3 separate regions of the Homo sapiens genome follow, and regions 2 and 3 are each linked to region 1. A link is a loop called in an ENCODE intact Hi-C map of the cell type or tissue named here. Cell type or tissue: CD4-positive, alpha-beta T cell. All regions are shown on one strand. Links, peaks and the distances in the headings refer to the core of each region. The heading gives the core; the rest is flanking DNA.

Evidence for each region. A loop is a pair of places that touch in the nucleus more often than their neighbours do. Peaks named below come from ENCODE experiments on the same cell type or tissue, not always from the same donor. Only the 100,000 strongest peaks of a DNase experiment are listed, where the experiment ranks them.
Region 2: it touches region 1 in a loop (1.9-fold over the local background); 9 of 110 quality-filtered maps call a loop at or near these places.
Region 3: it touches region 1 in a loop (4-fold over the local background); 8 of 110 quality-filtered maps call a loop at or near these places.

Annotation. Positions count from the first base shown.
Region 1 is chr1:175,203,859-175,214,733 of GRCh38, forward strand. No RefSeq gene overlaps it. Among named protein-coding and RNA genes, the nearest start is that of KIAA0040, 17 kb to the left of the region's middle. In CD4-positive, alpha-beta T cell, for the core only: no CTCF peak of the experiment used is centred there; DNase peaks (open chromatin) are centred at 5,433 and 5,943; H3K4me3 peaks cover 1,328 bases; H3K27ac peaks cover 2,835 bases.
Region 2 is chr1:175,260,220-175,271,094 of GRCh38, forward strand. No RefSeq gene overlaps it. Among named protein-coding and RNA genes, the nearest start is that of KIAA0040, 73 kb to the left of the region's middle. RefSeq lists an enhancer at 8,719-9,918. In CD4-positive, alpha-beta T cell, for the core only: no CTCF peak of the experiment used is centred there; no DNase peak of the experiment used is centred there.
Region 3 is chr1:175,293,000-175,303,874 of GRCh38, forward strand. The region is part of intron 1 of LOC105371623 (a long non-coding RNA gene); the gene reads left to right. It also overlaps the pseudogene RPS29P4. Among named protein-coding and RNA genes, the nearest start is that of KIAA0040, 110 kb to the left of the region's middle. In CD4-positive, alpha-beta T cell, for the core only: no CTCF peak of the experiment used is centred there; a DNase peak (open chromatin) is centred at 4,492; H3K27me3 peaks cover 331 bases.

The DNA of each region.
Region 1 (10,875 bases), core at 1,696-9,695:
TGATTATGTGCATTTGATTGGTGGTGCCTAGCTCATGGTCAGCCCTCCAGCTGCAAGAGAAGGTGGTGAAACAAATATCTGTGATTGCTAGCCTCCATAGAGGGAGATCAGCTCTGTCTAACAGGGAGAGGGACTCCCCAGACATAGGAAGGGGGTTCAGATGCCAAGTGGCCAAAAGCATGACAAACGTTCTCGACAGAACCCACGGACCCAATGGATATCTTGAGCATTTTTGAAAATGCCTGTGGGCTAGTATAGAATACGTGGCCACCATTAGGTAGATGAGACTGTCTGGGAGACCATACTTTACATGCTGAAATATTTTTAATTTTGGGGACATTTGGATTGTTTCTAGTAACAATAAGGAAGAATATTTGGAATAGAGATTATTCAAGAAAATTCACACCGTATGGAGGTAGGACAAAGAAACTTGGCACTTTCACTAAACATTCTCTATCCACAAGACCAGACAAAGCCAAGAAGAGCAGATGAGCTCTACACTGTCACAGAATGACAAGGCCTAATTAATTTAAGAGTTTCCTTGAAGCAAAGGACAGTGAGTCAATGTGGAGGCACTTAACGTTGTGCCGAGCCAAGGGGAGCAAGTGTTGTTCTGGAAATGAGCCACTGTGTAGTATTGTAGAGAAAGTAACACTCAGTGAGCAGGGGCTGGGCCCTAGCCTCAGCTCATGGCTCATTGCTTTCCTTCTCACTTTCAACTGAAAAGTAAATGAGCAAGTATGTGGTAGGTTTTTCTGTCTCCCTTTCTCAACAGAATGGTGGGTGGGCTGTTCTTTAAAAAGTGGTGCAAGGACAGGGCTGCTGCCAGTAGGCTTGGCAGGAGCCAGCAGAGTGCAAGCTGCTCCCTAGAAGTGGAGTTGAGAGGCCACTACTCACTGTCAAGGGGCTAAGCCATCCAGCAGCTCCTCAGGAGGTCAGGAACACAGGGGACACTGCCTGATGAGACAGAGGAGCAGTTGCTGCGCCCAGAGGGCCTACCTATGAGAGCTGTCAATGAAAAGAGTCAAACTCTGTAAAACATTTGAAGAGATTTATCCCAAGCCAAATATGATTTACCAATGGTCTGTGACACAGCCCTCAGGAGATCCTGAGAACATGCATCCAAGGTGGTTGGGCCACAACTTGGTTTTATACATTTTATGGAGACATAAGACATCACTTAATACACATAAGATGTACATTTGGTTTGATCTGGAAAGATGGGACAACTGGAAATGGGGGTGGGGAAAGTAGGCTTCCAGGTCATAGGCAGATTCAGAGATTTTCTGATTGGCAATTGGTTGAAAGAGTTATTATTGCCCAAGCACGGTAGTTCAAGCCTGTAATCCCAGCACTTTGGGAGACTGAGGAGGGTGGATCACCTGAGGTCAGGAGTTCGAGACCAGCCTGACCAACATGGTGAAACCTTATCTCTACTAAATACAAAAAATTAGCCAGGCATGGTGGTACATGCCCAGCTACTCAGGAGACTGAAGCAGGAGAATCGCTTGAACCTGGGAGATGGAGGTTGTAGTGAGCCGAGATTGCACCACTGCACTCCAGCCTGGGCAACAAGAGCGAAACTCCTTCTCAAAAACAAAAAAAGAAAGTTATTATCAATAGAAAGGGATATCTGGGTTATGATACGGGGTTGTGGAGACCGAAGTTTTATCATGCAGATGAAGCCTCCAGGTAGCAGGCTTCAGAGAGAATAAATTATAAATGTTTCTTATTGGAATTAAAGAGTTCGTTCTATCAGTAATTTCAAAAGGGAGGAGGGTATAATGAGGTATGTCCAGCTCCTCCTTCCCATTAAGGCCTGAACTAGTTTTTCAGATTAACTTTGGAATACCCTTGGCTGAGAGGAGGGGTCTGTTCAGATGACTGGGGGGTATATAATTTTATTTTTGAGTTATAGAACTCCTTTGAGAGGCTGGCAGGAGGACCTGTGGGGTTGGCCTGAGAAGGAGCAAAGGGAAAGGCCTCTTACCTAGCTCCAGATGTGTGGAGTGCTCTGTGTTCACTCTCTCCTTGATTCTCTACAGTAGCGCTGGTGAGAGGTATTACTATCCCCATTTTACAGACTGGGGAGCCCAATTCTCAATTCTGTTTACATTCTCAACATAGTATCTGGATGGGAAAAGAAGTTGGCCACCATCTTTTTTTTAACATCTGGTAAAAAGCTGGAACTAGTTGTCCTTTTAATACACTTTTCTCTATGGAGAAAGAATTATAATTCCCATCCCTCCCACTCATCAAATAAAAGTTCTTCAGCAAAGAAACCTCAACTTACTATTTTTGTGTGATTTTAAAAATAAACAATTAAACTTTGGAATAATTGTAGATTTATAGAAAAGTTGCAAAGATGGGTGCAGAGATCCTGTCTACCTTTCATTCAGCTTCCCCTAATATTACCATCCAATGTAGCCAATGGTGCTTTTGTCAAAACTAAGAAATTAGCATGGTATAACACTTAACTAAACTATGATCTAAACGTGGTTGTTTTTTAGATTTAATCAATTTATCCATTTATATCCTTTTTCAATGTTTTAGGATCCAATTTAGGATACCACATTGCTTTTGGGACAGTTTGCATTTTAAGAGAACATTCAGATTGCCACTGGAGGGTTTGACTCAGGATGAAAAACGGGTTTTATTTATAATATTCTCTTGTTTTCTTTACCAAAGAGCTTTGAATATTAAGTGCTTTTTAAAGTTTTGTGACCCCAATGGGCTCTTAGCTGCTTCATTGACATGTTAACACCAGACAAGATTGAAGTGATTTGAAGACTTTGGAATCAAGATGCTGCAAAGGTGCAAAATATTGTGGTCTTTGGAAATTTGGTATATCCAGGTCTATTTCTTCTCCTCAAGTTCCAAGTCTTAAACAACAGGATACTTTTCACACAGACTTCCTCCTTACATCTTCCTGTGGAGTCATATAAGTTTAGGCTAGGACTCTTGCTTTGTGCTGAGGCCAAAAAAGAATTAAAGCAGGTGAGGTGTTGGGTGATCTCATTTGTGCAATTGGTTTCTCTGAGTTACCCAATCCATTGTTCATAGCCCTGGCTTTGCACTGGCAATATTCCAGGTCATGAAATGTCTTATTATATTTGTCTGGGCTTCTGCTTATTCAGTAGGCATTCTTGCTAACATAGTTTATATTCTCTTGAGAGGGATTTAAAAATGAAATTATTGTTAGATATTCTTGAGTCTATGGCAGGTCCCTCTTTATATTCTACTGACCTGGACTCTTGGTGCTTTTGGAAATCTGAAAAATTTCAGGAGCTAGGTGGCTGGAGGTCCCCAGTTATGAGGAACTGAGATCCCACAGAATAACTCTAATAAGAGTTATTTATGAGACTTCAAGAAATAGATATAGCATAATTCGAAAGTGCTTGCTTGACTGATAATTTAACTCTCCACTCCCAACCATTATCAAAAGGTGTGAGCATATTATAGAACCGTACATAATAATGCCAAAATGTGGACATATTGTAGAACCATACGTATAAATCTATCCATCTGCCTTGTAGTCCACCTAACTCTTAGGGCTTACTTTTAGAATAGTGATACTTGCTAATGTTTGTTGAGATTTTACTATGTGTTAGGTGGTCTACTATATTATTTACACGTTTTTATTTTGCACACTTTTTCATAACTCTGTGTGGTAGGTACCATTATTATGTTCATGCTTTGGATGAGGAAAATTAAATTAAAAACTTAATTTCATCCAAGGTCAGATAAATAGGAAATAGGGAAGCCAGGACTTGAACATAGAGCCCTCTAACAACTCCAAACCCAGTATTCTCTTAACCACCTTGTCACTGAACCAGGATATATGGATAGTTGGTAAATATACATACACTTTTCCAAGCAATGACTCCCTATACCCCTTTTATGCAAAGATTACTTAAGTTCCAGAAATCAATAATCTACGTCATTAAAAAAACTTTTTCTACATGCAGAACCCTGTGCTTGGTACTCAAGAGTATAGAGAAATCAAGAAAATTAACAAAATACTGAAAGAGAAAGATCCTGGGAGAGCTAATTTCTCATTCCAGCTCATTCACTGATTGGTTTGGCCACATGATGCAACCTCTTTAAGCATTAGATGATTTATCTGTAAAATGAGTTGGTGGGATTAGATGAACAAAAAGGTCCCTGCCAGTTCTTTGATTCTGTGCCCCCAGCTTTGTGTCAAACATGGCACAGGAAAAATGCCAGATCAGATGTCATTCCCGCCCTCAAGGATCATAATCCAAAACCTTCAAACACATGAAGCAATTAGAGAACAGTAGAGTCTTAAATTGTCCACCATGTGCTATAAGCAATCACTGGATAAGTACTCACTTGAGCCTCTTACGTGCTCAGCAGTTTTAGGGATAAAAGACATGTGTCATAATTTCTGCCATTAATCAGTGTACAAATTAGTTGGGAAAACAAGACCTAAGAATTTGGAACAATAGCTAACACAAGACATTAGATAATTAAATGCTAAACTGTGTCATGTAATTATTGTGTGGTGATCGTAGAATGGTAACAACTGACATTTACTACCTTACTTGCTTAGGCAAGTGTGCAAAATTTAAGGAGTGTAAAAAACCCCCTCAGTAATCAAGGTAAGTAACATTTTAATGCAATATTTTAAAAAATAAAAATTAATGCAAAAATTTCATGCTGAACTAAATATCAAAATCTTAAAGAAAGATTTGATCATTATTATGGATTTTTCCTTTTGTCTCAGGGTCCAGTAAGGCTCAGCATAGCACTGTGTGCTGGAGACTATACCTTGCTGGTTTATGTTCATTGTCTTATTTAATCCTCACAATGATTCTTGTGATTAGATTCTACTATTAGTGGATGAGGAAACTGAGGCTTGGAAAGCTCAAATCTTAGAGGTTGTAAGTGGCAGGACTTGCATTCAGGTCTCTGGCTTTATAATTCATGCTTTTAAACACTGCTGTATATGTTCTTACAAACTTGCAGAGTTCACTGCCCTGGAAGGCCATGCCCCGGTGCTGCTGAGCTGGGAAGTTCTCTGCCCAGGGCAACCCTGTGGTCCTCCTGGAGGGGCACTCAGTGCAGCTGTGCTCCTTGCACCTGTTGCCTGCTGGCTGGAACACTTAAAGGGCTCTTTTCCCCATCCAGATCCTGAAACCACTGTTGAGGGATCCCCAGCCAACACCACAACACCAGGGTGCTCTTCACATTCCAGGGTGTGTTTCACATTCATTTCATTCATCCAGAAGTAGGGAATCCAAGGTGAGAGTCACTGAAATTGTACTTTCTGCCTGACCCCATGAAAAAAAGAGGCTCTGTGAACGTTTACCAATATCTCCCAGCAAAGGAAACCATGCTGAATGCAGAACCTATCTTAGAAGTTTTTATCATCTAAGGCCCCATCTGCAACACTGAGCTGCATTTCCGGGCAGGAAATGAAACCACAGAGTACAAGTGAGGTATTGATTTTCAAGTTACCACTTTGGGGCAGCAGTCAGTATTTTGGCAGCTGTACATCCAGCACACGTTTGCCCAAGGTCGGGGGCAAAGGCACGGACCATCTAGGCTCATGGGGCACTTCAGCTGAACTATACAGTTTGGGCCAAAAATCCACTCACATAGAGTTGGGTTTCTGTTGCCCAAGACAATTGATTCTTAATACAGACGGAGGCTTGAGATAACTAGATATAAAGGAAAAGAGGAAAGAATGGCAAACTGTCAAAAAGGGAGCTGACTTTCAAGGTTATCTGGTTCATTTCTTCCTTTTGCAGAAGAGGGATTAGAAGCCCAGATAAATTATGTGACCTTGGGAAAGGTCACACAGCCACTTTGTGGTAGGTGTGGGACATAAAATTGAGTAGATGATATTTTGAAGTGGTAATTTAAACACAACCACAGGGCCTAGGTTGACACCTAAAAAGCACTATTTTTAAGAGCACAATGAATAGTTTCACTCTTCTTTGATCTTGCTTATCCCCTTCTCTCAGGTTCAGTGGGGAAACAACTGAGATCATCTAGTGATGTCTTCCACAGTGGAGGCCCATGTGTAACACATTGGCTGTTCCTGCAGCATAAGCCAGATAATCCATAGTAGCACAAAACCCTAGGGTGTTTTGGCTCTCCCCACAAATTGTCATATACTGTCTTTATTTTTAATCTTAGAGGAAATTTTTCCATTTTTGTTTTGTGGAATAAACAACCTATGTCTTAGGTTTCACTTTGTACATAGCTGATTTATGTACTACTCATAGCTCTATCATATTACTAACAATTCCAAAATCTGTATTCTTTTAGGATGTTGGGTTGCTTTCTTGGGCCATGGAGATGCACAAACTGGGAAGTTGTATCCCTTTATCTTTCAGCTCCCTTCCTTCCCATCCCTTCCCATGGTCATCATAATTGTGGGTGATCTGTCCCATAAGAATTTAAGAACCTATGAAAAGCAAGGTATCGATGACTGAGGACCATTTAATGATCTATAAATGGTTACATTTCAGGTGTTAAAATTGACATTATAAGGTGAATCTGATGAGTGATTAGGTGAATCACAGAATAGGGAGGGAAAGGGTATGTTGCATGCATCAACAAAATGGGAATAATTATTTGCTGTTGAGTGCACAAGTATATTGAGATATGTTTATACTATACATGTTAGACACTATATACACATACATAATGTATGCCTTATAAATGTCCCAATTTTTATGGAGCTATCCACAGTTCCCCGATTTTACCCCATAATTTCAGCCTTTTCCAAGAGATTCTCCCTGCATGAACTGCCCTTTCCTTCTATTGGCATGGCAAGCTTCTTATCTTTTAAGAAGGTCCAGCTCAATTGTTACTATGTTTGAGAAATATTTCTTAATCCTTCAGGTAAAACAGGCCACTCTTTTCTTTGTGCCGCCATGTGTCGTCATACATGCCTTCAGAACAGCTAATCACACTCTGTTGTCAATTATTTGTTTGTAGGACTATCTCTCTGAGGACAGGGATCATGATCTGTCCATCATGGTGTTCCAGAGCCTAGCATGGTACCTGGAATCTTAACAACTATTTGTTAGGTAAACCCTGTCTTCAGGGCAATGATGTTCTAGGAAATGTTCTAGCAGACTCTTTAGTCATGGGTGCATAGGATGGTGCTTCCAGGATCGTTTGGAAAGAGGTGGTCACATGTCATGAATACACATGTCCCTCTATATTTGGAACACTTTTGCTTCCAATGCAGCAGTTTTTTTCCAATAAGGTGCCAGTATTTTCGGTACTGTGCCTATAGGTGTTTATATAAACTTGTGGCTATAAAAGAAAACCTGATTTTTAAAAAAATGATTTTCCATTTCCTTTACTTTTGCTTTAAAAAAATCAAATACTTGTTGAAGTATAATCATTATCCTGTGCAGATTCCAAATTTCTTTATGTTGTTATCTCTTTCTATCTATGTGATTTTATGCTCCGACTACACATTTGTCAGTCAACAAGTATTTACTGAGAGCCCTATGGGGTATCTAAGATAACATTTTTAAAGCATATTATACTTTTCTTAAGTATTTTCCTGGTGTTATAACTTTGGTTTCTAATATGGTTTAAATGAGAAAAATATTTCATGTGAAGGTGTTTTGGAATTCATAATCCAGAGATTGGTGCCTTTGACAGGGAAAGGGACAGTTATAATTTATTGGCCTACTATGTGCCAGGCATTATGCTTCACAATTTACATACATTATCTTATTTAATTCTCACACCCATCCCACAGGTTGATGCTCTAATATTACATTTTACAGCTAAGAAAACAGATTCAGAGATGGCAGATTCCTATAACTAACTAGAAAGGATCACCCGGGGCTTGAATTCAGGCCCATCTGAAGCAAAGCTCACACTCTTTCCCATGTATTATTTTCTTATTACATTAAACTAGCCAAATTTTATTAAAGGCAAATGTTTGGAATGATTACAGCTGAAAGTAGATTGTAAATTTGTCAAGACTGAGACTGTGAATAAAACTAAAATGTGTCATTTGGTGATTTTAACATATGTTTGTGTCTCTTTTTTTCCTGGTATGTGAAAAATAGGACTCATACTGGGATTTCTCTCTAAGCAGCTAGAAATGATGTGAAGATTTCACACCCTCCCTCCTTCCATCAGTCCCAAAGAATAATCTGCAGGAACTAACCCCAAACTCAAAAGCTGTGCAATGATTCCAACTGTATATTCATTCTTTTTTGTTTGTGCTCTTGCTTAGACACGGCTCTTCCTTGTGGGTTATGTGGTTTTTATTTGTCTTACTGTGTCTCTCTTTGTATGTGTGTGCATATATAAAAGTTCCTGGAATAAAGCAAAAAAATTATCAATACTGTATAATATATAAGGTATTGCATGGTCATTCATTCATTTGTTAATTCATTTGTCAATCAATTTTGAGCCCTTTGATGTGTCTAGAAAGTGCCTGAAAAATGCACACTACTCACCTTTGAGGAACTCTTAGGCAAGTATGCACAGAGCTGACTGCAAGATGTTATATTAATTCCATATTAGTTCTGTGAACAAAGTCTAAGGGACTTCAGGAGAGTAAGAAGTTATATAGGAGGAAGGATGAGAAAAGGGGAGACCAAGGAAATCAACAGACTGGAAGAATCATTTAAGCTGGATATTCAGCCATTCCACAAATATTTATTAACTACCTAATACGTGCCAGGCAATATTTAAAGTACTGGCAATGCAAAGATGGATAATACACAGATGAATAATAACCCCTAAGTCATTTGCAGATTTGAAGAGGAAGAAAGACACAGAAGCAACTGTTAGGTACCAAGATCAATGTACAGGTTACAGGACAGAGTTTACATTATATTTTAGGTATATTATTGAAAAGTTTTCTTCTAAAGCATTTACAATTCTATATTAAAATTTGAAAATACATACAAATTATGTTGATGGTCATTTAGGTTGCTTCTGAATCTTAGGTATTGTGAACAATGCTACAACAAACATGAGTGGAGATATCTCTTGTATATACTGATTTCCTTTCTTTTGAGTATATACCCAGTAGTGAGATTGCTGGATCAAATGGTAGCTCAATTTTTAGTTTATTGAGGAACCTCCAAACCTTTATCCATAGTGGTTGTACTAACTTACATTCCCACCAACCACGTACAAGAGTTCCCTTTTCTCCACATCCTCACTGGCATTTGTTGTTGCCTGTCTTTTGGATATAAGTCATTTTAACTGGGGTGAGATGATATCTCATTGTAGTTTTTAATTTCCAGTTCTCTGATGATCAATGATGTTGAGCACCTTTTTATATGCCTGTCTGCCATCTGTATGTCTTCTTTTGATATATGTCTATTCAAATCTTTTCCCCATTTGTAAATCTAATTATTAGATTTTTTTTCCTACAGGGTCGTTTGAGCTCCTTATGTATTCTGGTTATTAGTCCCTTGTCAGATGTGTAGTTTACAAATATTTTCTCCAATTCTGTGGGTTGTCTCTTTACTTTGTTGATTGTATCCTTTTCTGAGCAGAAGCTTTTTAACTTGGTGCAATCCCATTTGTTTATTTTTGCTTTAGTTGCCTATGTTTATGGAGTATTGCTCAAGAGATTTTTGCCCAGATCAACATCCTGGAGATTTTCCTCAATGTTTTCTCGTAGTAGTTTCATAGTTTGAGGTCATCAACTTAAGTCTTTAATCCATTTTGATTTGATTTTTGTATATGGTGAGAGATAGGGGTCTAGTTTCAACTTCTGCATATGGATATCCAGTTTTCCCAGCACCATTTATTGAAGAGACTGTCTTTTCCCCAGCGTATATTCTTGGCTCCTTTGTTGAAAATTAGTTCATTGTGGGTGTGTGGATTTGTTTCTGGGTTCTCTATTCTGTTCCATTGGTCTATGTGTTGATTTTTATGCCAGTGCCATACTGTTTTGGTTACTATAGTTCTGTACCATAATTTTAAGTCAGGTAATGCGGTTTCTACAAGTTTTTTTTTTTTTCTTGGTATAATTTTGGCTATTCTGGGTCTTTTCTGGTTCCATATAAATTTTCAGATTGTTTTTTCTATTTCTGTGTAGACTGTCATTGGTATTTTGATAGGGATTGCATTGAATCTGTAGATTGCTTTGGGTAGTATGAACATTTTAACAATATCAATTCTTCCAATTCATGAACATGGAATATCTTTCTCTTTTTGGTGTCTTGTTCAATTTCTTTCATCAGTGTTTTATAGTTTTCGTTATAGAGATCTTTCGCTTGTTTGGTTAATCCCTAGGTATTTAATTTTATGTGTGGATATTATAAATGGGATTACTTTTTAAATTTATTTTTCACATTGTTCACTGTTGGCATATAGAAATGCTACTGATTTGTATATGTTGATTTTGTATCCTGGTTTTGTAAACTGAATTTGTTTATCAGTTATAATAGTTTTCTTGTGGAGTCTAGGTTTTTCCAAATATAAGATCTTATCGTCTGCAAACAAGGATAATTTAATTTCTTCCTTTTCAATTTGGGTAGCTGCTCTAAAATCTTTGTAGGACCATTCTAATATCTCTTTCATCTCAGCATTGGCATTTATTGATTGTCTTTCTTCAGTCAGTATGAGATATTCCTGGCTCTTGGTATGAGGAATGATTTTCAATAGAAACCTGAATATTTTCATATCATGGTCTGAGACTTTATTTCATTTAAACTTTCTGGTTTTGTTGGCCTTTTTGGTACTACTGTGGCAGGGGACAGGGGTGGGGGTCACCACCTTATTATTGCAAAGTGAAGGTAAAAACCATGTTCTTTACTTTGTCCTCTGTTGACAACTGACACCTGAGGGGGCTGCTTCTCATTACTGTGAGGTGAGAATTGGAGTTCTGTCTCCGCATGTCATCTC
Region 2 (10,875 bases), core at 1,479-9,478, 56 kb after region 1:
ATTTAGCCCATTTACATTTAAGGTTAATATTGTCATGTGTGAATTTGATCCTGTCATTATGATGCTAGCTGGTTATTTCACCCATTAATTGATGCAGTTTCTTCACAGCGTTGATGGTCTTTAAAATTTGGCATGTTTTTACAGTGGCTGGTACTGGTTGTTCCTTTCCATGTTTAGTGCTTCCTTCAGAAGCTCTTGTAAGGCAGGCCTGGTGGTGACAAAATCTCTCAGCATTTGCTTGTCTGTAAAGGATTTTAATTCTCCTTCACCTATGAAGCTTAGTTTAGCTGGATATAAAATTCTGGGTTGAAAATTATTTCTTTAAGAATGTTGAATATTGGCCCCCACTCTCTTCTGGCTTGTAGGGTTTCTGCAGAGAGATCAGCTGTTAGTCTGATGGGCTTCCCTTTGTGGGTAACCCGACCTTGCTCTCTGGCTGCCCTTAACATTTATTCCTTATTTCAACCTTGGTGAATCTGACAATTATGTATCTTGGGGTTGCTCTTCTTGAGGAGTACCTTTGTGGTGTTCTCTGTATTTCCTGAATTTGAATGTTGGCTTGCCTTGCTAGGTTGGGGAAGTTCTCCTGGATAATATCCTGAAGAGTGTTTTCTAATTTGGTTCCATTCTCTCTGTCACTTTCAGGTACACCAATCAAATGTAGATTTGGTCTTTTCACCTAGTCCCATATTTCTTGGAGGTTTTGTACATTTCTTTTCACGCTTTTTTCTCTAATCTTGTCTTCTTGCTTTATTTCATTAATATGATCTTCAATCACTGATATCCTTTCTTCTGCTTGATCGAATCAGCTATTGAAGCATGTGTTTGCTTCACAAAGTTCTTGTACTGTGGTTTTCAGCTCCATCAGGTCATTGAAGCTCTTCTTTACACTGGTTATTCTAGTTAGCCATTTGTCTAACCTTTTTACAAGGTTTTTAGCTTTCTTGCAATGGGTTAGAACATGCTCCTTTAGCTTGGAGAAGTTTGTTATTACCGACCTTCTGAAGCCTATTTCTGTCAACTCATCAAACTCATTCTCCATCCAGTTTTGTTCCCTTGCTGGTGAAGAGTTGTGTTCCTTTGGAGAAGAGGTGTTCTGGTTTTTGGAATTTTCAGCCTTCCTGCTCTGGTTTCTCCCCATCTTTGTGGTTTTTATCTACCTTTGGTCTTTGATGTTGGTGACGTATGGATGGGGTTTGGTGTGGATGTCCTTGTTGTTGATGTTGATGCTTTTCCTTTCTGTTTGCTAGTTTTCCTTCTAACAGACAGGCCTCATAGCTGCAGGTCTGTTGGAGTTTTCTTGAGGTCCATTCCAGACCCTGTTTGCCTGAGTGTCACCAGTGGAGGCTGCAGAATAGCAAATATTGCTGCCTGATCCTTTCTCTAGAAGCTTCATTCCAGAGGGACACCTGCCTGTATGAGGTGTCTGTTGGCTCCTACTGGGAGGTGTCTCCCAGTCAGGCTACATGGGGTTCAGGGACCCACTTGAGGAGGCAGTCTGTTTGTTATTGGAGCTTGAGCACCGTGCTGGGAGAACCACTGCTCTCTTCAGAGCTGTCAGGCAGGGAAGTTTAAGTCTGCAGAAGTTGCTGCATTTTGTTCAGATATGCCACCCCCAGAAGTGGAATCTAGAGAGGCAGTAGGCCTTGCTGAGCTGCAGTGGGCTCCGCCAAGTTTGAGCTTCCCTGCCGCTTTGTTTACACTGTGAGCATAGAACCACCTACTCAAGCCTCAGCAATGGCGGATGCCTCTCCCCCTGCCAAGCTCCAGCATCCCAGGTCGATCTCAGACTGTTGTGTTAGCAGTGAGCAAGGCTCTGTGGGCATTGGACCCACTGAGCCAGGCATGGGAGGGAATATCCTGTTCTACCAGCTGCGATGACCATGAGAAAAGTGCAGTATTTGGGCAGAAGTGTACCATTCCTCCAGGTACAGTCACTCATGGCTTTCTTTGGCTAAGAAAGGGGAATCCCCCAACCCCTGGTGCTTCTCAGGTGAGGCGATGCTCTTTCCTGCTTCGGCTCACCCTCTGTGGGCTGTACCCACTGTCCAACCAGTCCTAGTGAGATGAACCAGGTACCCAGTTGGAAATGCAGAAATCACCCATCTTCTGTGTCAATCTTACTGGGAGCTGTAGACCGGAGCTGTTCCTATATGGCCATCTTGGAAGCAACCATGTAATTTTTTATTTTTTTGTACAGATGAGGTTTCACTGTGTTTCCAAGGCTGGTCATGAACTCCTGGGCTCAAGTGATTCTCTTGTCTCATCCTATCAAAGGGAGGGAATAGAAGCATGAGCCACAACACCTGGCCTCAAATTCTTATAAAGAAAGATTTGGACTCCCAAATCATTTCTCCTTTGTAATAAGATGACTTCCCACTTCAACTCTGACAGAAGACTGGAGGATTATTCTCTTAAGGGAATAAATTAGATGCCATGTAGAGTTGGGTATGGGAATATCATATGGAAAATGTGGTGAGTTAGCAAAAGTTTACACATTGAAACTGAAACACCCTAAGTCTTCATCTCCTAACAGGCTCTTAGAATTTTAATAGTCATCTTTATACTAGAGAAGGAGATTAAAAAAGCCTTCTCTGGAAGTATGACTAACCCAAGAAAAATGATCCAAAGTTACAACATCAGGGCTTTACCAGGGAGCCCAGTGAGATACCAACAATGAAGATTACAAGTTCATCCACAGACTGAGAGTTTCCAATCAACTTCTTCGAGCACCAAGGATTGGCTGAGAAAAGCTAAAATATAAAAGACAGAGATAAAAACAAACAGAAATAAGCAGCTTAGACAAGGTAGAGAACAAAGGAAGAAAAAACCTAAATAATATACTGTAATTAATATCCATAGGAAGGCAAAAGAGGGTACTGCCTCAAAGAAACAGGAATATGATGCTATAAAAATAACACCCAGAGAACAAAAAGAGAGCTCTTGGAAATTAAAGATGTAAAAGTAGAAATAAAAATTTCAGTAGAAGCTTTGGAATATAAGGTTAATGAACTCTCCCAGAAAGAAGAATATAAAAGCAAAAGGAAATAGGAGAGAAAAGATTTTAAAAACTGTCCGTCATCCAAATAAAAATTTCCAGACAGAGAGAAAAGGTACATTGAAGAGAAAGAAAGTATCAATAATTAAATCAGAAAATTTCTTAGAACCAAAAGACATGAGTACCAGAGTTCTGTACAATGAATGAAAATAAAATCACACAGAGGGTCATCACTGTGCAATTTCAGAATAACACAAATAAAAAATGAAAATCTACAATTTTTGAGATGGGGGAAAAGATGTCATACAAAGGATCAAGATTCAGAATTACATCAGACTTCTCCTTATCAGCATTGAAAACTGGAAGGTAATGGAATGATGCCTCCAAAATATGGAGGGACAGCAATACAACTTAAAACTCTATACCACCCAAATTCCTACTTAGGGTAAATTAAAGACGTTTTGAGACATGAAACATTTTAAAAATCTGCTAACATACATCTTTTATTAGGAAGCTAGTGGAGGGTGTGATCCACCAAAATGAGGGAGTAATACCATGTAAGAGAAAACTGTGCAATCCAGGAAACAAAGGATCAAACAACAGAGAGAGTTGAGTGGCATCCCCATAATGATGGTGAGCAGACTTAACAAGATGAACAGTCTTGTAATATAGTTGGACAGCTGGAAGCTCAGGATGGAGCTGGTTAGAAGGCTTCAGGATGGTTTCCTCAAGAAACAGAAATTGATAGAAAATTGATAGGATACCTAATATACCAAGAGGGATTATACAATTGGTGGAAATGTGAATGAAGACCATGAGTCTACCCCTAGACATAGAGCTTTCAATCAGCTGAATTACTGGTAAGTATACAGAAAAAACTAAAGGTGCATTCATAAAAATCTAAGCAAATAAACAAAAGACAACTAACTTCAAGGAAACCAGAAAGTTTTGCAAGAAAGGAAAAGTCATTATAGTACATTACATGGCTCAGTTACAAAACATGTTTACATAGTCATCATAATATAAGCAAGTAATATTTATGCTACCAAAATTCTAAATTACAAGTAGGGTGGAGGGATGGAAAGTGTATGCTGGAAACAGGGATGTATGTGAGAGAGAACATCCTATCCTCATCTTCTACAGTAGAAAATCAATAGGTTACATCTAATAATGGAAAAATCAGGAAGTAGTAATATAGTGATGGTCTTTATCAAGATAGGTAACACAGGGGAGAGGAATTATGAGGGCTGTAATAAGATGTATTGTTGAATTGGGGGTTTTGAGATATCTGTGAAACAACCAAGTGGAGATGTCTGCTAGGCAGTTGGCTTTATGGGTCCAGTGCCAATCAGCTTGAAGAAGGGTTCTTGGAAGGAATTAAGTCCTACATAAAATTATTTGCATGACTATTTTTCTCAATTATTTCCCAGAATGATTGATAACTACTCACATTCTAAATACATAGGAGAGAAGTCCATTAATGATATACAAGTCATACCTAAGGGCACTAGAGCTTAATGTCCTTGCAAAAGCAACTGAGAAGGGCTGATCGGTACTGTGGGAAATAGAGATTTGAACTCATTGTCTGTCTTGTCTGGGGAGTAGATGAAACTGGAAGAGGGCCAAGGATAACTGCTAGGGGACACTAACAGTTTAGAGATGGGCAGGGCAAGAAGCAACTACAAAGAGACTAAGGAGTAATAAGAAATACTCGAGAACATGGCATCTAGAAGATACAGAAGGGATTTTGAAAGAGAAGGTACATAGGAGGCGCCAACAGATGCAGAGAAGTTACATGAAGTAAGGACTATAAGGGGGCTATTGATTTTTACCTATAAGGAAGTTGTGAGTGACCTTAGTTGAAGCAGTTCACTGGAGTAGGTGGTATTCAGAAGCCAGATTTCAGTGTACTTGGAACCCAGCAATCAGTCAGCCGAAACTAGCTGTTTCTTAATGCCCATCTCTGAACCAAAGCTAACATTTCATTCATATTCCAAGTCACATCTAGGAGGGAACCGTGTTTTCACCCAGGAGACCACTTAGACACACAACATTGGGTTTCCACAACAACTTTATGAGAACATTTCTAGGGATTCAGGGACCCTGGCCAATCTTATTATTGCATTCTTTAGATTGTTATTTTTATGTTTTTTTTTCTTTTTTGTGAAAGCTGACATGGGATGAGTCCTAAACTGACCAGGGGAAGAGTGTGTTGTATTACCTTGTTGTTTAAGTAATCTCTCAACATGGGCCAAGAACTACTGCTAGAAAAGTAAGAGCTTCCCTGTAATAGAACAGGTGCTATTCATCTGTCACTGAAACTTCAGGTGGTATGACCTTACTACTCCAAATATCTGTCATTATTTATCATTTATTCATTTATTCAAATACAGTAGTCTCCCCTTTATCCACCAGGGATAAGTCCCAAAGCTCCCAATGGATGCCTAAAACTGTGGATAGAACAGACTTTTATATATACAATGTTTATTTTCCTGTACATGCATGCCTATGATAAAGTTAAATTTATAAATTAGTCACAGTAAGAGATTAACAACAACAATAATAAAATAGGACAATTATAACAATATGACAGCATCACTACTCTTGCACTTTGGGGCCATTATAAGTAAAATAAGAATGACCTAAACACAAGCACTGTGATACTGAGATAGCTAATCTTATCACTGAGACGGCTACTAAGTGGACTAATGGTCAGGTACTATATACAGTGTAGATACACTGGACAAAGGGAGGACTCATGTCCTGGGTGGGATGGAGGGAGACAGGGCTAGATTCCATCCCTCTACTCAGAACGCCACGTGATTTAAAACTTATGAATTGTCATTTTCTGGGATTTTCCATTTAATATTTTCAGATCATAGGTAATACTAAAGTCATGGAAAGCAAAACTGCAGAGAAGGGAAGACTATTTTATTTACAGTATCCTAGGAGTTATAGAGATAAAACATGGAGCAAATATGAATCATGCTCTCAAGAAGTTTATAGCAAAGGGATGGTTCATGAGCCCAAGTAGCACTGGTACAAGGTAAAAAGGACTAGAGGACCTTCTTCTTCTGGAGGGTCTTCTATCCAAATCAGCCATACACAGGAGGACTAAAGTGGGGTGGGGTCTCCTATGAAGTGTATTAATGGTTTTGCCTTGACGTTGTCCCCCATCTGATCTAAGTGTTACCTCAGTTTTTCCAAAGTGGTATGGGTTGTGAACTCTCAACCTACAGGACTGCTTTCAAATTGTGTAGCTGTGCCTCATATGCAAATAGAGGGTGAATTGGAGGCTCCATCTGAAGCTTGTTTTTGGAGTTTGTTATAAAGCTCCCTCTTCAAAGGATAGCAAACAAACAAACAAACAAACTGTTTTTCCTACTGTCCACTCTCACATTTAATACAACACAGCACCTCTGTTTATCAAAATGTGTGGGGATTTCTCCGCACATACAACGAAGCAATTCTGTAGTAGATTGTCCAGTAGAACCCAGGTGGGTGTCCTACAGTTTAACTAAATTCTGATTATCTACCTGGAGATAGCGTCAGATCTCACAGGTTGAGGGCTCAGTCCCACAAGACTGCCCCCACCCTTGAGATACTAGCATGGTCTGTGCTTCTAATCACCTGGCTATCAATGGGGATTCCCATAATCCCCTCTTTGAGTTGGTAGAGTGGCTCACAGAACTCAAGGAAACACTTTACTTATGTTACCCATTTATTATAAAGAGTATTACAAGGGATACAGAAAAACAGCTAGTAGAGAGATGCACAGGGCAAAGTTTAGAAGAAGGGGCACTGAACATTGCTCCCAGGCCGTCTCTTGGTGTGCCACCCTCCAAGAAGCTTCATGTGTTCAGCTATCCTGAAGATTTCTGAAACCAGTCCTTTTGGATTTTTATGTAGGTTTCATTAAGTAGGCATGATTGATTAGATCATTGGCCATTGGTCACCAATTCAACCTTCAGTGTTCCCTCCTCTTCCCAGAGATTAGGGGGACCCAACTTTCTAATTAGGCCATGGTCTTTCGGGTGACTAACCCCCATCCTGAAGCTCTCAAGGTGCCCCCATCTACCAGGCATCTCAGCATACAAAAGACACTCATCACACCAGAGATTTCCAAGGGTTTTAGGAGATGAATGTCAGGAAATAGGATGAAGACCAAATATGTATTACAAAATAGCATACTTCCTACAAAGGAATTATAAACTGGGGTGCATGGGTAAGGTGATACTCCTGAGCTGCTGGGTGCTCAAAGAGTGTATCAAAATTTAAACAAGGAACCTCAACACTTGTAACTGAAAGACCCAGATCTTACTTATCTTTGGCTATGAAGTCAAATCAGATTTACAGTAATACTCCAAATATCAATGCTCAGAGCCTAAACATCCTTGACAGGCAGAGATCCCTTTGCTTCCAGGAGTTTCTCTTCCTAAATATTTCTGGGGCTGCTCTCACAGATGTTTGTGCATCTCAAATGTTCCCTTGGTTTCCTGGGGTTATGCTAGGTTGGGATCTGTGGGGGGCCAGCAGTTTCTCACAGTTGTCAGCAGAGCCTCTGCCAGCAGCTCTGACTTCCACAGCCATTGGTCAGCCAGGGATGCTGTGTATTCTTCCAGCTGGCCTGATGGCTTTAGGATGCTTCTCCCTCTGCGTCCATGGGGGAATGCCTTTCTCTGCTAATCAGCTCTTTCTGGAGTGTTTTGCAGAGCACAGCTGTTGAACTTCAGTGACACAGTCTCTCCTTTGCCCTACAGCCCATGCCTTCCCAGAGTGGACAGCTCAGCTAAGAGGAGTTTGGTTGGGTGATGTCAGACTCCACATCACACTCCCCTGGAACATTCACTCCTCCAAATCCCAGACCTATTCTACCACTAAGCTCACTTATATGTTTGTTTTGTTCTTGGCCATTAGGCATAGCAGGGCTGTTATTGGGTAGCCACTTTAGAGTCCTTTAATATTTCTGGGCAGTTAAGATGCTCCCTAAAACATGCTCAAGGAATCCCAAGAATTTCTTGAAGAAAGTGTTGCCTAATTTCACAACACTGACCTAGCCAGCTGTGTGTAGGGGTGGGGGGAGGTTAGGATAGGAGGCATATTTTTAATTTAAGTGTGAGAAAACTAATAAAATTATCTTTAAAAATGTAAACATGTATATTAATGCCTAGAAGGGTTACTTGGGGCAAGGGTGGTGAAGTGGGCATACAAAACCAAAAAAACACGTGAAGTTTTGATTGTAACTTTCAAACCTGAGCCATTGCCAGCAGTGGTAGCTCCACAGGTTTGAGGCAGCTTGGCTCATTAAATAACATGTTATTATAATGTTTGCTGGAGAGTCTCAGCTATTTGTAGATTAGTTTCTGAAAATTCATTTTGCCTTAACATTTGTACTAGACAGAGGAGGTGGAATGTATGTGTTGTAGGAGGTTGAGAGAGCAAAGTCTAACTGAATATGAAGTAAGGAAGTTGGGGAGGATAAAAAATATTTTGGGAAACTGGACATTTGTCATTCTTTTTGGCTGACTACTCAACTCTTCTCCTTTTATCTTGAGACATTCTCCTTTTTGGCAGAGAGCAGAGTCCTCTTCACTCAGTAGAACTTACATACCATTCTAACCTTCCTTCTAGATAGATTATAGGCATATGACTCAAGATACATGATGATTCATGAGTTCCATCCAAGGCAGATTGTAACTTAGAAGGTAGGAATCCAAAGAGCCAGGGCCACCAGGAAGCTATCTTGGTGAAGTTAATGGTGTCTGTGGTGGCTAGATCCAGTTTCCAGGGCTCATGGTAATGGTTCCAGCAGCCAGCAGGGGCCAATGTCCAGCATCAGTGTTGCCAGTGGGACAAGCAGTTGAGTCTGTGCCTGGTAAAAGCAACAGTTGTGCCTTCACAGAATCAGTTATATGAGGGAATTTTGAACGTTTTTCTTGGGTGGGTGGCATTTAAGATGATTCTGACACTCCTGGAACTTCCATGAGTAACACAATATCCTTCAATAATTTCCTTTCTGCCTTAATCACTCAGCTTGTCAGAGGCGTTTGAAGCAGAGCAACTCCATCTTGAATAGGGGTGGGAAAATGAGTTTGAGACTTGCTGGGCCACATTCCCAGGAGGCTAGGTATCTTAGTCACAAGGTATTTACAGTTAAGGGAACAGAAACAGATCCAGGCAATGTCCTGATGTCCTGATATCTTGAGAACAAAAGCATTCCTAGTTTAAGAACAAGTTTTGCTTTAAAGATAATAATATAGACTCTTGTGAAAGATAGTAGTTACACAAAGATTAGCAATACTTTATCCCAAATCCTTGTGGCAGAGCACATCTCTCCCATGATTTGTCTTTATATACAAACAAGTATTATACCTAAGGTGGGTGCATTCCTGTGCTTACTTTCAGGAACACCCTGCTCTGTCTATGGAGTAGCTATTCTTACATTCCCTTAGTTTTTAAAATAAACACGTATTCACTTTCCTCTGTGGACTTGGTCTGAATTCTTTCCTGCACAAGATCCAAGAACCCTCTCTTGGGGTCTTGATGGGGACAACTTTCTGGTAACTTCCTCCTGGTGAACCACAAAGGGACTAATGAAGAGACCCCTGACCCAAAGGAAATAAACTGCAACACCAATTGGCCAACTTTGGGTAAGTGGTGGGGGTATATTCTATACCAGGTAAAGAATGAAATTGGGTTAGAGACCCAACCTGGAAGGGTTGGAGCTCCACCTAAAACATAGGGGCTTAAAGACTCCTCTTGGTAAAGAGCAAGGATAGTTGTCCAAACTTGGGTTAAAGGCCCAACTTAGGGGGGTTAGAGTCCCTCCTAAGACATAGGGCATTAGAGATGCCCCTTGGTAAGCCCCCTCTTGGTTAAAAATAGATCTGACTCTACAGGATGTTTATCACTATTAACTTTGGATTAATTCACCTTGTCCTCTTTGCTTCCTGAATCAATTCCCTGGTTGCTGCCTTTGTTTCATGGCCACTTTCAGGAGACCTCATTTAACTGGTCTTGGGATTTTGAGTACCAGGATGGAAATCAGGGGATTTTCCTTGCTGTTTTGTTTCATTTGTACACTAACAAAGCTTCTTTCATTTCTTGGATTCAGGCAAATTGGCTTTGTTTGTCCAACTCATGCTGCCACTATTGCCCGGAACCTGCTCTCTCTGGTCATCCGCACCTAAATCCTTCTCATTTCCTTTGCCTTATTTGACATTTCTTTTGTCAGCTTCCATATCATGGTTTATCTAGGGCCCATGGCTCAGCCTGTTTATATTATCTGGCCAATATAAATAAGGGAATTCAATTTTCAGCAGGTTTTCCGTCATAATGCAGCGTGCCTTAAGAACTGTCTCCTTTTTGATGGAACTTGGCCAATGGCAATACAGTCTCACGGGTTTGGAAGTTTTCTTTCAACGTCATCTGCCTCCTTTATGGGGAATACAGCATGGATCCCAGAGGACTCACCACTAGGATGTATTCTTGAACATTGGGACAAGTTTAAACCAAATGGACTTAAGAAAAGAAAGTTGGTGGTTTCATATAATACTGTCTGGCCTCAAATTACTATACTTGGAAAAATAAGAAAAATGGTCAACTACCAGAACTATGGCCTTTAATACTATACTTCCACTTGATTTGTTTTGTAAGTGTGAGGGCAAATGGGATAAAACCAATACGTTCAAGCATTTTTATTGCCCAGTCAAAATAAAACTCTGCAATAGGTATGTGCATGTTTAATGAAAGGAAAGGAAGAAAAAGAATTAGACATACTAGATGATCACTTGATGCAAGACCACCCCCCTCCCCGCCCCCGCCAACCAGTTCAACAGGTACTTTTGTGTGGAACATGTCAGCTCTGATGCTTCAGG
Region 3 (10,875 bases), core at 917-8,916, 88 kb after region 1:
ATAGCAAAGACTTGGAACCAACCCACACATATACACCATGGAATACTATATAGCCATGAAAAAGAATAAGTTCATGTCCTTTGCAGAAGCATGGATGAAGCTGGAAACCATCATTCTCAGCAAACTAACACAGGAACAGAAAACCAAACACTGCATGTTCTCACTCATAAGTGGGAGTTCAACAATGAGAACACATGGACACAGGGAGGGGAACATCACACACGAGGGCCTGTAGAGGGGTGGAGGGCTACGGGACAGATAGCATTAGGAGAAATACCTAATGTAGATGACGGGTTGATGTTTGCAGTAAACCACCATGTTACGTGTATACCTATGTAACAAACTTGCACATTCTGCACATGTAACCCAGAACTTAAAGTATAATAATAAAAAAATGCAATAATGAGAAGAAAAAATAAAAAAATAGAAAATAAGTCAAATACATGTTTATAAATGAACTTTTCATGTGATTTAAAGTCTTAAAATTATGTTAAATTAAGTGATAGATATTAACGTCTAGGTCATTTACAAATAAGATAAAATACTGAGATGTAGCTGACAGTTCAAAATTTCTTGCTTCCTAGGTTTTCACTAGAAATTGAGGTTACTAAGAGTCAAAAATTCTAAGTAATATATAATTCTGTTCACAAAGTGTACCAAAAAGTAAGATGTGTTTTTAATGAGAGAAATTATAAGGAAGGCATAAAAATGTATTCCTCAGCCAGGCGCGGTGGCTCACACCTCTAATCCCAGCACTTTGGGAGGCAAGTGAGCGGATCACGAGGTCAGGAGATCAAGACCATCCTGGTTAACATGGTGAAACCCTTGTCTCTACTAAAAATACAAAAAAATTAGCCAGGTGTGGTGGTGGGCACCTGTAGTCCCAGCTACTTGGGAGGCTGAGCAGGAGAATGGTGTGAACACAGGAGGTGGAGCTTGCCGTGAGCCAAGATCGTGCCACTGCACTCCAGCCTGGGCAGCAGAGTGAGACTTTGACTCAAAAAAAAAAACAAAAAACAACAAAACGTATTCCTCATTGAGAAGAAAAAAATTTAGTCTCAATCCAGAGGCTTGTTTCCAGAAGTAAATTTAGAAAAGACGTAGAACAAGATAGAAAGGAACCAGTAAGTAGTAGAGTGAGAGATGTGAAGAAAGGTACAGGTATAAAGATGTATTTTTGGTAAGGAAGATTAAAAAAGAACAAAAGAAAAATTTTCTATGAGAAAGAATTTTGTGTAGTGAATTTTTTCCTAAAGTAAAATGACTAGTTATTTAAGAAAGAGGAAACACAGGACAAAGCAAAAGGCTGAAGCATGTCGTTGACAGTCTGAGTAAGTTGTGATAAGGTTTGTGAAGGATGAATTTAGGAAAGAAATTTTGTCTGTGATCAAGTTGGCTATAATTAGATGGAAATTATGTCTTTCTAAAGATTGAGCTTTGATATAAAAATTGAGCTTTTGATATGAAAAATTAAAAAGATTGAGCTTTGATATATAACTAAAAAATTTTGGTTCCCTGTGTTAGCACAACCAAGTTTCTTTTGAAGTATTGATCTTGTCTTAGTAAAAGTTGCAAGAGGTTTTGATTTTTGATTCTGAAATCTGTTTCTTTTAATTTTCAGTTATCTTCTGAACTGCAGCTTCTTCCTGTTGTACAGTTTATGTTTCTGCCACATTTCTTCCTGAGATACATTTAGTTTTTCCTAGTTTCTGGTTAGAAATGCTGTTTTCCTCATTTAGAATGATAATTTCAATTATCAAGGTAAAGTTTTCCTCTTGAAGATTCTTGGATTCGTATATCAGAAGTTCAGCTTTTGCTGTGTCTCTGCATGAGATTTGTAGGTCACATATCATTGCCTTCTGATCTCCTCCTTTCTCTCCTTGAGAAGGTCTGGGATGAGAACTCTCTCCTTAAATATTTTTGCCAGCTCCTATAATGTTCTCTCTATTTCTATCCCTACTGTTATGGCCTGACACTGAAATGTTTCCCTTGAAAGCCTAGCAAAGCAATGTTTTCCTCCAGTATAACTTGACTCCCTATTCTTGGCTTTTCTTGATGTGTCTTGATTGCTTCATGTAGCCAGAAAACTTCCCATGCTATTACTAAAAGCCATGGATTACCCTGCTCAAGGTGTTGGTTTTCCTGTTTATGTTCCTCTTTAATGTGGTGTACACTCATAGCTTTGAACATGTTCTTCCTGTGTCTGATTAAATTCAAGTGCCTTTTCATCAGGTTTGACTCCAGGATATCTAAATGGGTTTCCCATAAAAAGAAGCAATCATACTGCCAGAAGATTTTAATAAAAACAAAATCCTTTTGGTAACTGGCCTGAGAAACAAAGATTGTATATTTTATTAAGATAATTTCATGTTGTGTTTATTAGGTTTTTGATTACTTAGAGAAACTGAGTTTTGATGAGGTTAAGGATTTTTACATCCACGTAACTTTCTGTATTGCTTTTGAAGTCTTTTGATTATCACTCTAGTTAAATGAATAGCTAGTATTTCCACAGTGACCTGTGATCCTGTTTTGATCAAGTGTTTTAAACCTTTGGGTACCTTTGAAAGACTTCCCCATATCAAAATTCTAAATTAAGTATTTTTGACCTAAAATTGACTTTGATATTTTTCAGTGGTGTCCCTGGAGAGCTTCAAAGGATGTATTCCTCATCTTGTAGAGAGATATTAAATGATTAGGCTTATTTGGTAAATTATATGGGAAACATTGTCAAATGAGAAGTGATACTAGATCTTTTTCCAGTTACATTTATGGGTATGTTACTAATAAAAATGTTTCAAAACTGTATATAAAATTCTTTTTTTTTGAGACGAAGTCTCGTTCTTGTCCCCCAGGCTGGAGTGCAATGGCGCGATCTCGGCTCACTGCACCTCTGCCTCCCAGGTTCAAGCGATTCTCCTGCCTCAGCCTCCCGAGTAGCTAGGAATACAGATGCCTGCCACCACGCTGGGCTAACTTTTGTATTTTTAGTAAAGACGGGGTTTCACCATGTTGGCCAGGCTGGTCTTAAACTCCTGACCTCAGGTGATCCTCCTGCCTCGGCCTCCCAAAGTGCTGAGATTACAGGTGTGAGCCACCGCGCCTGGCCCTATAAAATTCTTAAAAGTGTAATATGTCATATCTGTAACAGTTCTGGTTATTATATTGAATGCCACAAAAATCCCAAATTCCCTTGTCAATTGCTGATTGTAATGAACTTTCATCAGATTTTTAACGATGGCTATTTTAAGTCTGTCTTCCACGTTATCGTCTCAATTTTTCTCTAAAAGCATTTGTAATCAGATTCATGGAAAAGATACTAACAAGTATTCTTAAATACAGGTTTCTAATAGCTTTAAAATCAATGGACTAAATAAAAATGTCCCAGAATTCTAATAAAAATACTGATGGATTCATGAAGATGCTAATCAAGACAAAGCAGAACAAAATTAATGACATTGGAAAACTGGTGAAAAAAACGTTTGTTTCCTTTTTCTTTGAGACGGAGTCTCACTCTGTGCCCAGGCTGAAGTGCAGTGGTGCGGTCTTGGCTCACTGCAGTCTCCGCCTCCAAGGTTCAAGCTATTCTCATGTCTCAGCCTCCTGAGTAGCTGGGACTACAGGCGCACATCATTAAGCCTGGCTAATTTTTGTATTTTTAGTAGAGATGGGGTTTTGCCATGTTGGCCAGGCTGGTCTACAACTTCTGACTTCAAGTGATCCACACTCCTTGGCCTCCCAATGTGCTGGGATTACAGATGTGAGCCACTGCACCAGGCCAAAAATAATGTTTTTATGACTTTTATTTGAAACATCATTCGTTCTTTACTTAAATGCTTTATTTTTCAGATTTAAGGAAATTTTATCTCTTAAGCTATCTATTTGGTAAGGTATACTGCTGTGAACAAAGGTGAAAACATTTGCTTTTTCTTCTTATTTGATCCCTCCAAAATTTGAAAACATTTGTGAGTATTCTTCTTCTTCTTGTTATTTTTTGCAATATGGTTACTTGCATAAATTCAATAAGAATCTGCTCCCTTTATACAGGATATGCCTTTACCTCATTATACTCCTGAAAGCAAGATGGGTCACCAGCAGCTCTGCTGGAGAAAATTCAGCCAGGGTTTGCACTCTTGCTGCGTCTGCTCAAACTGGCATAGTCTGATCCAGAAATATGGCCTCAGTAGGTGCCACCGGTGTTTCCATCAGTACATGAAGGATATAGGTTTCATTTAGTTGGACTAAGTGATCTTCTTTAAATGGATTATCCAAGGCATCCATGCAATGAAAGAAACCATGTTACCTATTTTTACATAAAATAAAAATTTTATAAAACAAGCAAAAAATATAACAGTATACAATAGAATTCATTGGTTATATTACCAAGGCTTTGACTGAAATGTCGTATTTGTGAATGTGCATAGAATGCCTGACTTCAAAGATTCTCACCCTTACAGTGAGTGAATGAAAATTGTCACTTCCTGGCAGGCCCAAGAACCTTCAGACTATAAGTGAAATCTAAAGTCTTCCTTGATGTGGCTTTCTAGCCTGAGGAAGTTTTGAGACTTTGATTTCTTTTTATCACTTTTTATCTCAACATTGATCACTTTTTATCTCTACGTTGAATTACACAGGAAATTCAGATTTGAGTTCCTATGCAATTCCTATGTACTTTCTATGTTTTAAAAACACTAGAATACTCCTTTTATTAAACTGTAGCCATATGCATTGTTTCCAAATTCTTGTTATCTATCTATAGACTGGACTAAATCCTAAATTCTTCTAGTTTCTTCCAGTTCAATTTTCTTCCATAGAATTACCAAAAATAAGAAATGCTTTGTTCTGGAAGCCCTATACACTGAAGTTATTAATAGGTAAATTTTAAGGAACAAGTCTCAGGGTTGATGTATAGGTCATACAAAGTTCATCAAACTGTCTGATGCCATCAACAAAGACATTCGAACTGCAAACCAGTACAAGAAGGTGATGTTTTTATGCTGTAGACAGCTTTTACCAAGATATTAGAACAGTATTCCATATCATAATGAGAGTCTTACGCCTCTTAATTTCTACCTTTTTCATTTGGCAGGATAATGGTTGTATGATTTATTTAATTGGTTGTCTTTTTAAGCCAAGGTTCATGGCTGAAAACTGTTATGCAAACTGGGATTGGCATATTACAATTAATTTTACTTTGTATTTTTATTTTTAAAACTTTGTATCTGTTACTTGTTAAATTTTTGCAGACATATAACTCCTGAGAAAATAATGCAGGCCCAACACTTGAGATGATGATAAAAGACTATGGAACAGACAAAATTGAACCTAATAATGAATTGGGGTAGATGTAGCCTGAGAGCTACTCCCTTCAAACCTCCCTTGTTGCTCAAATGTGGTTAAAGGGATTTTGACATGTCTCCTAGGCACCATTCACTCCTTCCCATGAGGAACCAGACCAACAGTCTGGGATAGGTCCATCCCAGCATCCAGGGACAATGAAAACCTAACTACAGGATGATTGATCACTGGTGCTTTTGGAGAAAGATCTTGATCAAAAAGGGGAAATGTGAAAGCTTTCAGAATCAAAATGAGGTCACTTGTGTTAAACAAACAAACAAGAAAACAAACAAACAAAATCCTGACAAAACCAAGGAAGGCCATGATGGGGAGGTTCTCATGCATAAAAGGCTGATAACAAAAACTGTCATGAAAGACTGCAAAAATCACAACATGGCACAAAGGCCATTGCAATCTTAAACACACACACAGAAAAATACTCCTGTAGGAACACTGCCCAGCAACTACCTGTTAACATTGAATTGGCATCACCCTTGTTACTGATCCTTGTAGTCAAGGACAATAATCTCAAAAACAATTATGTAATCCTCCTTACTTTTCCTTTAAAGGTCTTTGTCTTCCTTTATCTTCCCAACTATGCACGTAGTTTACTATGGCATGTGTATTCCAATTGCAAAGCGGTATTCTCCACAAAATACCATTTTTCTTTTAAGAGAGTCTCTGTTTGTTATGTAGGTTGACAACATCAAAGTATTATGGTTTCCCTAAATTATTAGGTAATCTGTGATTTTCTGGGCTTCCAGTTCCCTAGCTGGATGTTGTGACCAAGCCAACTGTATACTTATAAGGCCTTCCAAATAGTTTCTGCAAACTATTATACATCCTGAAATAAAATGCCTAAATATTTGCAGAGGCCCGTATGGCTGCTTCTCAGACAAAGAAGAGAGAACTCTGACTGTTGAGAGTATCCTCAGAATCCATTTCATCCTTTATACACACACATTTTTTTTTTCATTTTTATTTGACTTCTTAGAGAAAGAAGAGGCAGAGAATCTGAAATGCCTTTTCCTTTTTCAATCTGACTTTTTTTAGGTTTCTCTTGAACATAGACCCCCCACCCTTCTGCCCCCCACCTCCCGTATTTCTCTAGGGGTTTCACTCACTCTAGTCATATTTTCACACCACTACCATCAGTCCTCTGTCAAGGTCACAAATAAACTTCTGACCTTATGTCTTCTCTCAGCAGTATTCAACACAATTGATCACTCCCTTTTCTTTGAATGTTTTCTTTATTGGATTTTTGTTGCTGTTTTGTTTTTTTTTTAGACAAAGTCTCCCTCTGTCGCCAGGCTGGAGTGCAGTGGCACAATCTCGGCTCACTGCAACCTCCACCTCCCGGGTTCAAGAGATTCCCCTGCCTCAGCCTCCTGAGTAGCTGGGACTACAGGCACACGCCACCATGCCTGGCTAATTTTTTTGTATTTTAGTAGAGATGAGGTTTCATTATGTTGGCCAGGATAGTCTGAATCTCCTGACCTTGTCATCCGCCTGCCTCAGCCTCCCAAAGTGCTGGGATTACAGATGTGAGCCACCGCTTCCAGCCTTTACTTGGATTTTAGGATATCACACCCTCCCGAGTTTTCCTCTTCTCTCAGTACCTTCTCCTTTTCAGGATCCTTTCCCCATCAACCTTTTAAAGTTGTAATGTTCCACCTACCAATTATAATCCCCAGGGAAACTATAAAGAAAATAGCTAAAGAATGTAGTAAAAGAAATAAGTGGCAGGGCGCGGCGGCTCCCTCCTGTAATCCTAGCACTTTGGGAGGCCTAGGCGGGTGGATCACCTGAGATCGGGAGTTCGAGACCAGCATGACCAACATGGAGAAACCCCGTCTCTACTAAAAATACAAAATTAGCCGGGCGTGGTGATGGGTGCCTGTAATCCCAGCTACTCAGGAAGCTGATGCAGGAGAATCGCTTGAACCTGGGAGGTGGAGGTTGTGGTGAGCCTAGATCAGCCTGGGCAACAAGAGTGAAACTCTGTCTCAAAAAAATGAGATAGAGGAACAAAAAGATATAAGACATGTAGAAAAGAATAAAATGGCATAGGCAAGTCCTACCTTATCTGTAGTTTTATTAAATATAAAAAGATTAAACACCCTAATTCAAGGGAAAAAATTGGTGGGATAGATTAAAAAAACATGATATAACCAGCTGTCTGTAAGAGGCATGTTTTTGATTCACAGACAAAAATAGGCTGAAAGGAAAAGAATGAGCAAAGCTATACCATGCAAACTAATCTCTCAAAAGAAAGCTGAAGGGTCTACATTAGTTTCAGACAAAACAGACTTTATGGCAAAAATTGCTACTAGAGACAAAGATATTTTATAATGATAAAAGGGTTAATCCATCAAGAAAATAGAACAATTATAAATGCATGTGCACCTAACAACAGAGCCCAGAATCACAAAATAATATAACTGAAAGGGGAAAGAGACAATTTAACAGTAATTGTAGAATTCGATACCCCATTTTCTATAATGCATAGAACAACCAGAAAGAAGATCAAGAAAGAAATAGAAGACTTGAAAACATTGTGAAACAACTAGATCTAAAAGATACCTATAGAACATTCCATCCCAAATCAGCAGAAAAGTCAATATCTCAAGGGCACATGGAATATTCTCCAGGCCACAAAGCAAGTCTTAATAAATTTAAAAGGTTTTAAATCTTATAAAATGTATTCTCTGTCTACAATTGAAATAAATAAACAGAAGGAAATTTGGGAAACTCACAAATTAATGAGAATTAAACAACATACTCTTAAATAGCCAATAGTTTAAAGACCTAATCACAAAGGGAATTAGAAAATACTTTGAATTGGACGGAAATGAAAACACAACATACCAGAACTTATAAGATGCAGCTAATGCAGTGTTTAGAGGGAATTTTCAGCTGTGAATGCCTATACTAAATAATAATAAGATCTAAAATCAATAACTTAAACCTCACCTGGAGAAGCTAGAAAAAGGAAAGCAAATAAAACCCCAGGCCAGGAGAAGGAAGAAAATAATAAAGGGTAGAGCAGAAATAAATGAAATATGAAATAAAAAAATTTAGAAAATCAATGAGACTCAAAGTTTCTTCTTTGAAAATATCAACAATATTGACAAACTTTAAGCTAGACTGAGAAAAAATAGAGAAGACTCAAATTACTGAAATTTGGAATTAAAGAGAAAACATTGCTACTGGTCTTACAGGAATAAAAAAGATTCTAGGACAATATTGTGAAAAATTTATGCCAACAAATTCAATTGCCTAGATGAAATGGAAAAGTTCCTGGAAACACACAAACTACTGAAACTGGCTAAAGAAGAAATAAAACATCTCGGTAGATATATAACAAGTCAAGAGATTGAATTAGTAATAAAAACCTTCCTACAAAGAAAATGCCAGGCCCAGATAAGTTACTCATGAATTCTACCAAATGTTTAAAGAATAATTAATATCAGTTCTTCACAAACTGTTCCAAAATAAAAACATGAGGACACACTTTCGAATTTGTTCTATGAGACTGGTATCACTATAATACCAAAACATAACAAAGACTTCACAGACACACACAAGAAAACCACAGGCCAATGTCCCTTATAAGTATATAATAGATACAAAAATTCTCAAGAAAATACTAGCAAAGTGAATCTAGTAACATATACAGAGGGGTTATATACTATGATCAACTGGGATTTATCCCATGAAGGCTGGGTTGTTTCAATACATGACAATTCATCCAGGTAATAAAGGACAAAATCACACAATCATCTCAATAGTTGCAGAAAAATCCCATGATTATCTCAATAGTTGCAGAAAAAGCATTTGACAAAATCTAATACCAAAAGTACAAGCAACTAACATAAAATAAATTGAACTTCATCAAAATAAAAAACTTTAGTGCTTTAAACGAAACTACTAAGAAAGCAAAAAAGCAACCCACAGAATGAAAAATGTTTGCAAATAGTGTATTTGATAAAGGTATGATGAGAATATGGAGAGAATATAAAGAACTTACAGTGCAGCAAAAAAAAAACCCAATTAATAATGGGCAAATAATTTAATATGTATTTCTCCAAGGAAGATATACAAGCAGTGAACACATGAAAAGACACTCAACATCATTAGTCATTAGGGAAATGTAAATTTCTACAATGAGATACCACTTTACACCCACCACTATGGCAATTATAAAAAACGCAGGGCAATAAGAAAAGTTGGTGAGTATGTAGAGAAATTGAAACCTTTGTTCATTGCTGGTGGTGCAAAATGGTGCAACTGCTTTGGAAACATTGTTAGCTGCTATATGACCCACCAGTTCCACTCCTTGGTAAGTTTCCAAGAGAAAGAAAAACATATCTCGACATAAAAAACCTTGTGCATGAATGTTCATGGGAGCATTATTCAGAATAGCCAAAAAGTGGAAACAACTCATATGACCATCAATTGTTGAGTGGCTAGACAAAATGTGGAATATCTGTGTAATAGAATACTAACCAGCCATAAAAAGGAATGAAGTACATGTTGCAATATGGATGAACATTGGAAACACTACATGAAGTGAAAAGCACCAGACACAACTGACCACATAATGTATGATTCCATTTATATGAAATGTCCAGAATGGGAAAATCCATAGAGATATAAAGTAGATGTGTGATTTTCAGGGGTTGGAGGAAGGGAATACTGGGAATGACTGCTAATGGGTAAGAGGTTTCTTTTTGGAGTGGAAAAATGTTTTGGAATTAGGTCTTAGTGATTGTTGTACAACCTCATGAGTATACTAAAACCACCAAATTGTATACCTTTAAAAGATGTATTTTATGGTATATAAATTATACCTCAATTTTAAAAGATTCTTATTTCAAAAGTCAGGGCTTGGGAGAAATTGTAGTCATTCTTGACTTTTACCATTCCACAACCAATCCATCAGGAAATCCTGCCAGCTATGCTTAGAAATATATCCAGAAACAGATCACTTTCACCAACTCCATTGCTACATCCCCTGGTTTAAGCAACCATAATTTCTTCCTCAATTATTGTACTAGCCTCCTCACTGGACATTCTGCTTCCATACTTGCCTCCTACTCTATTCTTAACACAGCAGCTGCAGTGATGATGCCATTCTTCTATGCAAAAATCTCTAATGTCATTCCACTTCACTGACAGTAAAAACCAAAGTTGCTATTATGGTCCATAGGCTCTAGAGCTATACAGTCCAACATAGTAGCCATTAGTCACATGTGGTTATTGAGGCATTGAAATGGAACCTCAGCAAATAAGGAATTTTGAAAGTGTATTTGGAAGAACTCATGTGTGTGTGAATCTACTTTTCCAAGTGCGAATTTTACTTAGTTTTTGATTTAGAAAGCTAAATACAGGTTGCAATTGTTTACTAGGGATGCCATACAAAGTACCACAGACTGGCCAGCTTAAACAGAAATCCATTTTCTCATGATTCTAGAGGGTGAAAGTCTCAGATGAAGGTGTCACTGCGTTGATATCTTCTGAGGTCTCTTTCTTTGGCTT